2 separate regions of the Homo sapiens genome follow, and region 2 is linked to region 1. Evidence: chromatin contacts called from ENCODE Hi-C or POLR2A ChIA-PET data. All regions are on one chromosome and are shown on one strand. Each heading gives the region's core, a stretch centred on a gene start or an enhancer-like site at or near the end of the contact. The rest is flanking DNA. Distances are from core to core; before and after follow the strand shown. Region 1 overlaps PARD3 (par-3 family cell polarity regulator). Region 2 overlaps PARD3 (par-3 family cell polarity regulator).

Region 1 (3,744 bases), core at 595-3,094:
ATTTTCCAAAATACTTTTATGATGCTTAGTCAAATATTTCCAGCCAAACAATGATTTTTACATAATGGTTTCACTTGTATTATTAATTTGCCTAAGGCACAGTTCACTTCTCAGTTTTGCTTTTAATTTCCATCTCTGTACCTCTAATGATGCAATACTTCTGGGAACTAGGTTGATCATAATGAATTTACAATGTACAGGAGGCCTAAAATAAAAATCTTTCAGGGTCAAGGAATAAGTGAATGGTCCATTAAAAAGTCAATTAGGCTCATAATTTAAGAAAATTATTATACTTTGACTTTGTATTTCAATAACAACTTTTTGCAAGTATGTTTTATTTAAACTTATGGATTTTGTAATAGAGCAAGTGAATGCAAGAAACGGACTGAACTAGGAGGTGGAGTAGGTTTGGCACTTGTATTTTAATAGGGCAAGCATTCTTCCATATGTCGTTCTTTCTGTTCTGTCTGTGGTATTGGCAGTGTTCTTTTTGAGAATGGAAACTGCAGCTTCCTTGAAAAAATTTTGACTGGAGTAATCAATAAAAATAAATAAACCACTACTTATATTCTCCTTACAACCTTTCCCTCACTGCTGACTAGTAGTGAAATACCTCTCGGGATATTATTTACCACTGTAGCTATTTGAATTCCAAAAATTATTTTGGCTAATTCCATATAAAAATAGAAAACCCAACATTCCCCCATGAGTTATGATTGTCCACAAACCAGAACTTTTTTTGCCTGTGTACATCTGGGAATCTTGAATATTGCTCAAGATATAAATATTGAAAAACTAAAAGGGCTATGAATATAATTTTAAATGTTTTTTCTTCAATGTTAAGATCTATTTAGATGGTGACAATATACTAGATTGTTCTGAGCCGGGTCCAAGATTAAGTTTGACTTCATTCTTGCTAACTTCCTTCCCTTTCTGTCACTTGCTACCAACACTGTGAGGTTGGGTCTTGAGTAAATGCCATCCATATGGGAGAAATGGACTAGGAAGATCACTGTATGGATCTGTGCTCTGCTCTACTAGCCCTGCCCTGCCTCAGACTAGAGCCTCCATGAGTATGGTCTTCTTGAGAAGCGGGGAGTCTGGGCGTGATACCAAGGGGGAAGTTAACAGGTTTTCCGACATGCTATTTTTGACTTCTCATTCTGGAGCACTGAACCTAGGTACCCTATTTTTTCAGAGATGCTGTTGGCTACATTGGAGACAGACTGAGAAACTAAGCAAAAATGTGAATTCAGTGCTTCGTGCCTCTGACTTGTGTTTCAGGCATGCCTAGGGACAGCGCCTCTACTGGCTCATTTCCACCACATGAAAGGTTTAGGCTCCAAACTCAAAACAGAACATGTTCCAATTAAGTGATCTACGTAACTTCAGGTCTACTTAGCCTCCCATACAAAGCCCCGTGATAGATTTCTCTGTCGACCAAGCATCACACGTTGGCTTTCTGTTGTTTTTGCTCCAGTGATACCTCCATGTATTTTTAAATGGTAGTATATACACTATGTGGTACAGGATTGCCCAGTGTTCAGCAGCAGAGAATGTGTTCTGTTTACAAGTATGTTTGAGAAACACTTGTTTAAACCAGTATATGCGTATCTTTCTACTCTGTTATTTCTCAAAATTCTACCAAGTTCATGTGCATTATGAGTCACCAAGATAGGAACAGAGAGTCACCATTCTCCAAACTTATTTATTCTCAAAACATCCTCTCAACCCCTCACTTTTTGCTTTTCCTGGAATACTGACATCCCACAACATTCTGAGTCACTGGGGAAATACCAAGGGCAAGTAAAGACCGTTGACTCCTGGTTCAGCGGTGTTCAGCTTACTCCTCTAACTGGCTGTGGAAACCGGAGTTGATTGTTTTCCAGAACTGCGAGCAAGTTTAAAGCAGTGTTGTAACCTGTCTCTACTTTCTGGCTTCTGTTTTGTGGACTTATGAAAGTGCGTGCTTACCACTGCTCCTCCTTTTTCAGTTTTCTCTTTCCCACCTTTCTCACTTGTTTAAAAAATGTACCTTTTTAAGCTCTAGTTCTAAGTTTATTCTAATACTAAAAACTACAGAAAAATTTGGGAGAAACCCATAAAATTACAATCAGAAAACAAAAATTTATCTGTATTAACACACTGTTAACATACTGGTCTGTGCTAATCATTTTTTTTCCTATAAAGTACACATTTTCCACACCTATGTACTTTTAAGAAGTTGACATCTATTTTCATTTTTATTTATTTTGCATTTTTATGCATTCTTAGAAAATCATATTAAATGTTTTCTGGATCACGGTCAGGTCTGTGTGAACAGACAAATGGGAAAGAGGGACAGAAAGAAGGAAAGATGTTCTGAAACATGAAATATTAGCTATGATATCTGGCCAAATTTCCCAACTCTCAAATAATATTCTCCTCATGTTATTCATTCTATTAAATGAGGTTTATAATGTTAGCTGGCTTGTATTTTGTAGTTATTCAGCCATTGAAAGCTATTACAATATTATTATCTATATCTGCATAGTAAGTTGTGCTTGGGAACATTTCCAGGGATACTGAATGCTTCTAGTGGAAATATGTAAAAGTTAATTAATTTCTTATTAAATCCTCCCAGTATAGAAGGAATATTTATAAATCTCCTTAGGAAACAGATGATCTGAAACTTTCCATTATTCAATGTTCTAATCATCTTTCAAAGCCTTGTGTTTTCAATACCAGACCGTTGAACTATCTGTGTCCTTCAGTGGGATACTCCCCATTCTTGGTGTGTCATTTTGCAAGTTTATGTGGATTTTCTGCATGCCGTTTCCTCTCTTTCTAATTTTACCAGCTGTTCTCAGTAATACCTGCTTTGGGTAATTACTTGAACTTTTTGTCATCTCAGTTGGTAGGATCCTTTTCAGCAAGTGATACATGTTTGTTTTCCTAACACTAATCTTTGCATTTAGATCACTTATTGTCATGCAAAGATTGTCTTTTAAAAATTAACCTTTTAAGAGAAACATTTTTTCTATCCTGTAGCAGCATTTTTCATGTTTCTTTGACCTCGTGAATCCTTTAGAAAAGTCAATTCTAATCAATAGGCTAAGTTTCAAGTTTTTTTAAAAAAATTTTCATTGCACAGGTAAATGAGAATTTTTAAGAATCTGTTAACCTGCTTTGTAGAACTTAACTATTTCGATAAATACTTGATTGGGTGTGTTGGCTCACACCTGTAATCCTAACACTTTGTAATCCTAACACTTTAGCAAGAGCATCACTTCAGCCCAGGAGTTCGAGGCTGCAGTGAGCTGCTGTGGTTGTGCCACTGCCCTCCAGCTTTTGTGACAGAGTGAGAGCTTGTCTCTAAAAAAAAAAAAAAAAAAAAAAGGAAAAAATATAGATGAATACTTGAGGAAAATTAAGCGTTAGGCATACTATATATCTGAAACCGATTTTATTGACAGATACTGCAAATGAAGTAGGAAAATGCAGTTTGCTTTCTGATGAGAGCTGTCCTAGATATATTTGGCTTAAGAGCATCTCTCTGCATTGGCAATAATTGTAGGTGCTTTAATATCCATGAAAGCCTGAACATTACTTGAGTGAGTATCTGTTGAGATGTGTTTGTGTCTGTTGGTTAGGGAAATATTATTCTAGTGTTTTATTAGTCAGTATAAGACAACTGGTTTTGTTGTTTCACAATATATTAAGTGTATCAGACAGTATATTAGTCTGTTCTCATGCTGCTATAAG
Region 2 (3,744 bases), core at 739-3,238, 39 kb before region 1:
CCATTTGCATCTGTTGAAAACATGGTAATTAGGTATGTCTTAATTGCAGAATGACTCTGCCACATTAAAGAGAAATAAGCAGCTTCATGCTACACCTTCTTTAAAAAAAGAAACTTGAAAGTGCCTATCTTTATAGGTAATCACATGGAAACATAGCTGATAGTTCAGTGCATAGAGCAGGTTTAAACAGGCAGAAATGTTGTCAAAAATGGAAATTTCTATTTGTTTGGAAGGAGATAATCATCGCTCTTTGTGTAGGGTATCTGCAAAAGGAAAGCAAATAGTCTGTCAAAATGAGCAAAATTAAAGAGAAAAAAATCAAGAAATGTATATAGCACTTAAAATAGTACATTATCTAAATGTAAATTTATGATTAGTTCTTACCTTGTAATTTGCTGTATGAACACAATAGATCAAGCCATTTATTGCTGATATATTACTAGTACTTTTCTTACTTGAAAAATTGTTTATATGCATGTTCGTTTAAGGGAATAAAGATATTTTATGTACCTAATTATAAAGCTAGTATTAAATGTACAGATTTATTTTAAAACCTAAAATCTGACTAGTACATCAGTGACTTTGAATATGTATATTTTTTTCAAAAATTAAGCATGTGTAACCAATTTATTTGAGCTTTTGAAACTACAATATTTCTGCATAGGAGCAGGATAAAGATTTTTCTCTATCAAATAATTTCAGAATTTGAAGTATATATAATTCAGTACTTTAAAAGAACATCTTATGTTTGTACATATGAAGCTACATATTGCTAAATATTTTTAATTAGTTGGCATTCAAAGGGATTAGTTAAATCAGTACACCCCCAGAAGAGTTTCTGTGATAATGTATTATCTAATTTAGAATGTTCAGAACAAGCATAAAGAATCCTCCAATGTGCAAGTGTCATTTTAAACAGTCCACTGGCTTGGGGCAGGAAACAGAGGTAGGACTTTTAATTTTATAAAATGAGGTTACAAAACCTGAAGCTAATAATTGATTTCATACTACTTTATTTCACATACTTTAGAAAATAAGTTGTGTTACATACACCAGAAAATTATTTTGAATATGAAAAGAATTGGCAACAAACGTGACTTCAGCATATAGTGAGTTGTGAAGGCACTGCCATTATTCTGTTCCCAAGCCAAGAGCCGACATATGCCCCTTGAACTTCTGCCAAAACTATTAGGCAGAAAACTAACAGAATCGCTACTGATAGTTCCATTCATGATTTATGATAATGGTTGCTGTGGAAGACTAAATCATTTACATTTATTGAGCTCATTTTTCTGTTTATAGTTTCAGACATTGTAGAGGGTCGTAAAATCTATTAAATGATGCATACAGCACTAACAATAATAGCATGAAAATATACCAGAAACTAATTAGAGCTAAACCAAATATCATGAGCATTCCTACCTAGTGTTACTGTAGTCAGATTGTGGCTAGTCTTGTCAGGCTTGATGAGAGAACAGTAAGCATTTTTCTAAAGCTAGAGGAATGGTGATACCTGGCGATTAGATAAAGTTTTGGTCAGGATAAAGTCACAAGTCAGTTTTTACCAAAAGTCTTTCATTTATGCAGCCATTTATGAGCAGCTGCTGTTTGCCCCACAGTCTTCATTTGAGGAGCTTAGAGAATGGGAGGGAGACATGTATGTGATATCATATGAGAAGTGCAATAATAAAAGATTGTACAAATAAAGAGCTTTGGAAGTATAGGTGAAAGGAGGTTTCCATGCAGGAATTATACAAAATTCACTAGCTTCCATTTATCTAGTTTGAGTATACCAATAGACCTAGGTTTTTATAGCTCCAGAGAACTTCTGGGAATTGTTCTGTAATTATTTGGTCAATTATCTCACATTTGTGGCCACACCCATATCTCAAAAACCTGAAGTACTGGTTCACAAGCAGATAGAACACAGCCATGTTCAAGGGCATTAAGCAACACACTACAGCCCTGCTTGAGCTATGTTTACATTCTTTGGGGGAGCTCTCATTTGAAAAGGCTGCACATAATTAGTAAGCCCTTGGGCCAACTGCCAGGATATTCTTTCCCTGCTCTGTGTACACCACAAAAAATTATAGCCTGAACTCAGTATTATTTGTAAGATTATGGATTTTCACTATGTCCTTCTAGTTGTAACTGGCTTCTTCTAATAAACGTGCACAATTACTATTTATATCTTAATAGCGAGGAAAAGGAGCAAATTTTCTTAAAAGCCACCATGTCCTTTGGAGGAAGACAATGGCTTACAATGAGATAACTCGCAGTTCAGAGGAAGGCTAACGTTTCTGAAGTCATTTATATGCTTGGGCTGGGTGTGACTCACCCCTGTAATCCCAGCACTTTGGGAGGAGAGGCTGGTGGATCATGAGGTCAAGAGATCGAGACCATCCTGGCCAACATGGTGAATTCCTATCTCTACTAAAAATACAAAAATTAGCTGGGTGTGGTGGCGTGTGCCTGTAGTCCCAGCTACTTGGGGGGCTGAGGCAGGAGAATCACATGAACCCGGGAGGTGGAGATTGCAGTGAGCCAAGATCACACCACTGTACTCCAGCCTGGTGACAGAGTGAAACTCCGTCTCAAGAAGAAGAAAAAAAAAAAAAAAAAAAAGTCTGGGTGCAGTGGCTCACTCCTGTAATCCCAGCACTTTGGGAGGCCGAGGCGGGGAGATCACGAGGTCAGGAGCTCAAGACCAGCCTGGCCAACATAGTGAAACTCTACTACTAAAAATACAAAACTACTAAAAATACAAAAAATTAGCTGGGCGTGGTGGTGGGCGCCTGTAATCCCAGCTACTCGGGAGGCTGAGGCAGGAGAATGGCTTGAACCCAGGAGGCGGAGGTTGCAGTGAGTCGAGATCACACCACTGCACTCCAGCCTGGGCGACAGAGCGAGACTCAGCCTCAAAAAAATAAAAAAAATAAAAAAATTCTGAGCTTTGTTTTTTGCATTATGATAAATAGCTGGCTTTTTAACAAAAAAACACAACTGTGTTACTTGGGCGTAGCTATACCACCATTTGATAGTCTCTTTTCAGATTTGTGAGGGTTTAATAGCAGAAATCTAAGATATTGGGACCCTTTTAGCTGGTCTTATTATACCCACGATAATTGTGTATTGCTATTGAAAGTGCTCCTTGCTGGTAGAGAGGAAGGACTGAATTTTACTGAGGATATATTAACTTGATTTGGAGGTCAGTTCTTTGCAAAAGTTTGGGAAGAGGCCGAACCATTCTGTTTGGCTCTTTGTTATAAGAAACTCAGAAATAATGATCTATACTTTCTTTGTTGATGCTGGAAAAAGAAAAATGACTTAAGAATTCACGGAGTAATTAACCTTATGGCCCCCTATAATTCTCATTGTATTTGGAGGAGAACCTTAGGTGACCAGTCTCGAAAGAAAGATTTCTGAGAGTGGATGTTCATACGTGTCTCTCTGCTTCTTATTTAATAGAGAAATGTTTAAGCTCTTTTGGTAGGGGGAGACTTACTTCAGTTACTTGTCGTTCTTTCAACTGCAAAAAGTTTGGGGTATTGAAGTGCCCTTGGACCATGTGCTTACGAAGTGTTGGTTCAAGGAATGGAATATTGTTATCACTAAGCAGATCTTTTATCTGCAAAGTCCAGAGAAGTGCACTTATTGATTTACTCATTTTCATGGCTCCCTCTACCTCTGTTCAGCCGCCATGATGCAGATAGGCATGCAAGATTGTTTAGGATTAGAATATAT

The links. Hi-C counts contacts between places; a loop is a spot of excess contacts on that map. ChIA-PET counts read pairs that join two places held with the same protein, here RNA polymerase II (POLR2A). Pooled maps may share reads with other maps.
Region 2: a loop to region 1 is called in a map of PC-3, with 2.7 times the contacts of the local background. The contact joins two enhancer-like sites. A Hi-C loop is called at or near these places in 1 of 168 maps with a recorded cell type or tissue (PC-3) and 1 of 50 pooled maps. POLR2A ChIA-PET finds 5 or more read pairs at or near these places in 3 of 52 experiments (HCT116, MCF 10A and T-cell).

Annotation. Positions count from the first base shown.
Region 1 is chr10:34,278,776-34,282,519 of GRCh38, reverse strand. All of the region lies in intron 21 of PARD3 (par-3 family cell polarity regulator), which reads left to right. Among named protein-coding and RNA genes, the nearest start is that of LINC02629, 380 kb to the right of the region's middle. Within about 2 kb of position 1,844, at least 11 of the 41 ENCODE cell types and tissues checked have a DNase peak (open chromatin) inside an H3K27ac peak, as active enhancers do; they include PC-3, where a contact is called at or near this core.
Region 2 is chr10:34,317,960-34,321,703 of GRCh38, reverse strand. All of the region lies in intron 19 of PARD3 (par-3 family cell polarity regulator), which reads left to right. Among named protein-coding and RNA genes, the nearest start is that of LINC02629, 420 kb to the right of the region's middle. Within about 2 kb of position 1,988, at least 7 of the 41 ENCODE cell types and tissues checked have a DNase peak (open chromatin) inside an H3K27ac peak, as active enhancers do; they include PC-3, where a contact is called at or near this core.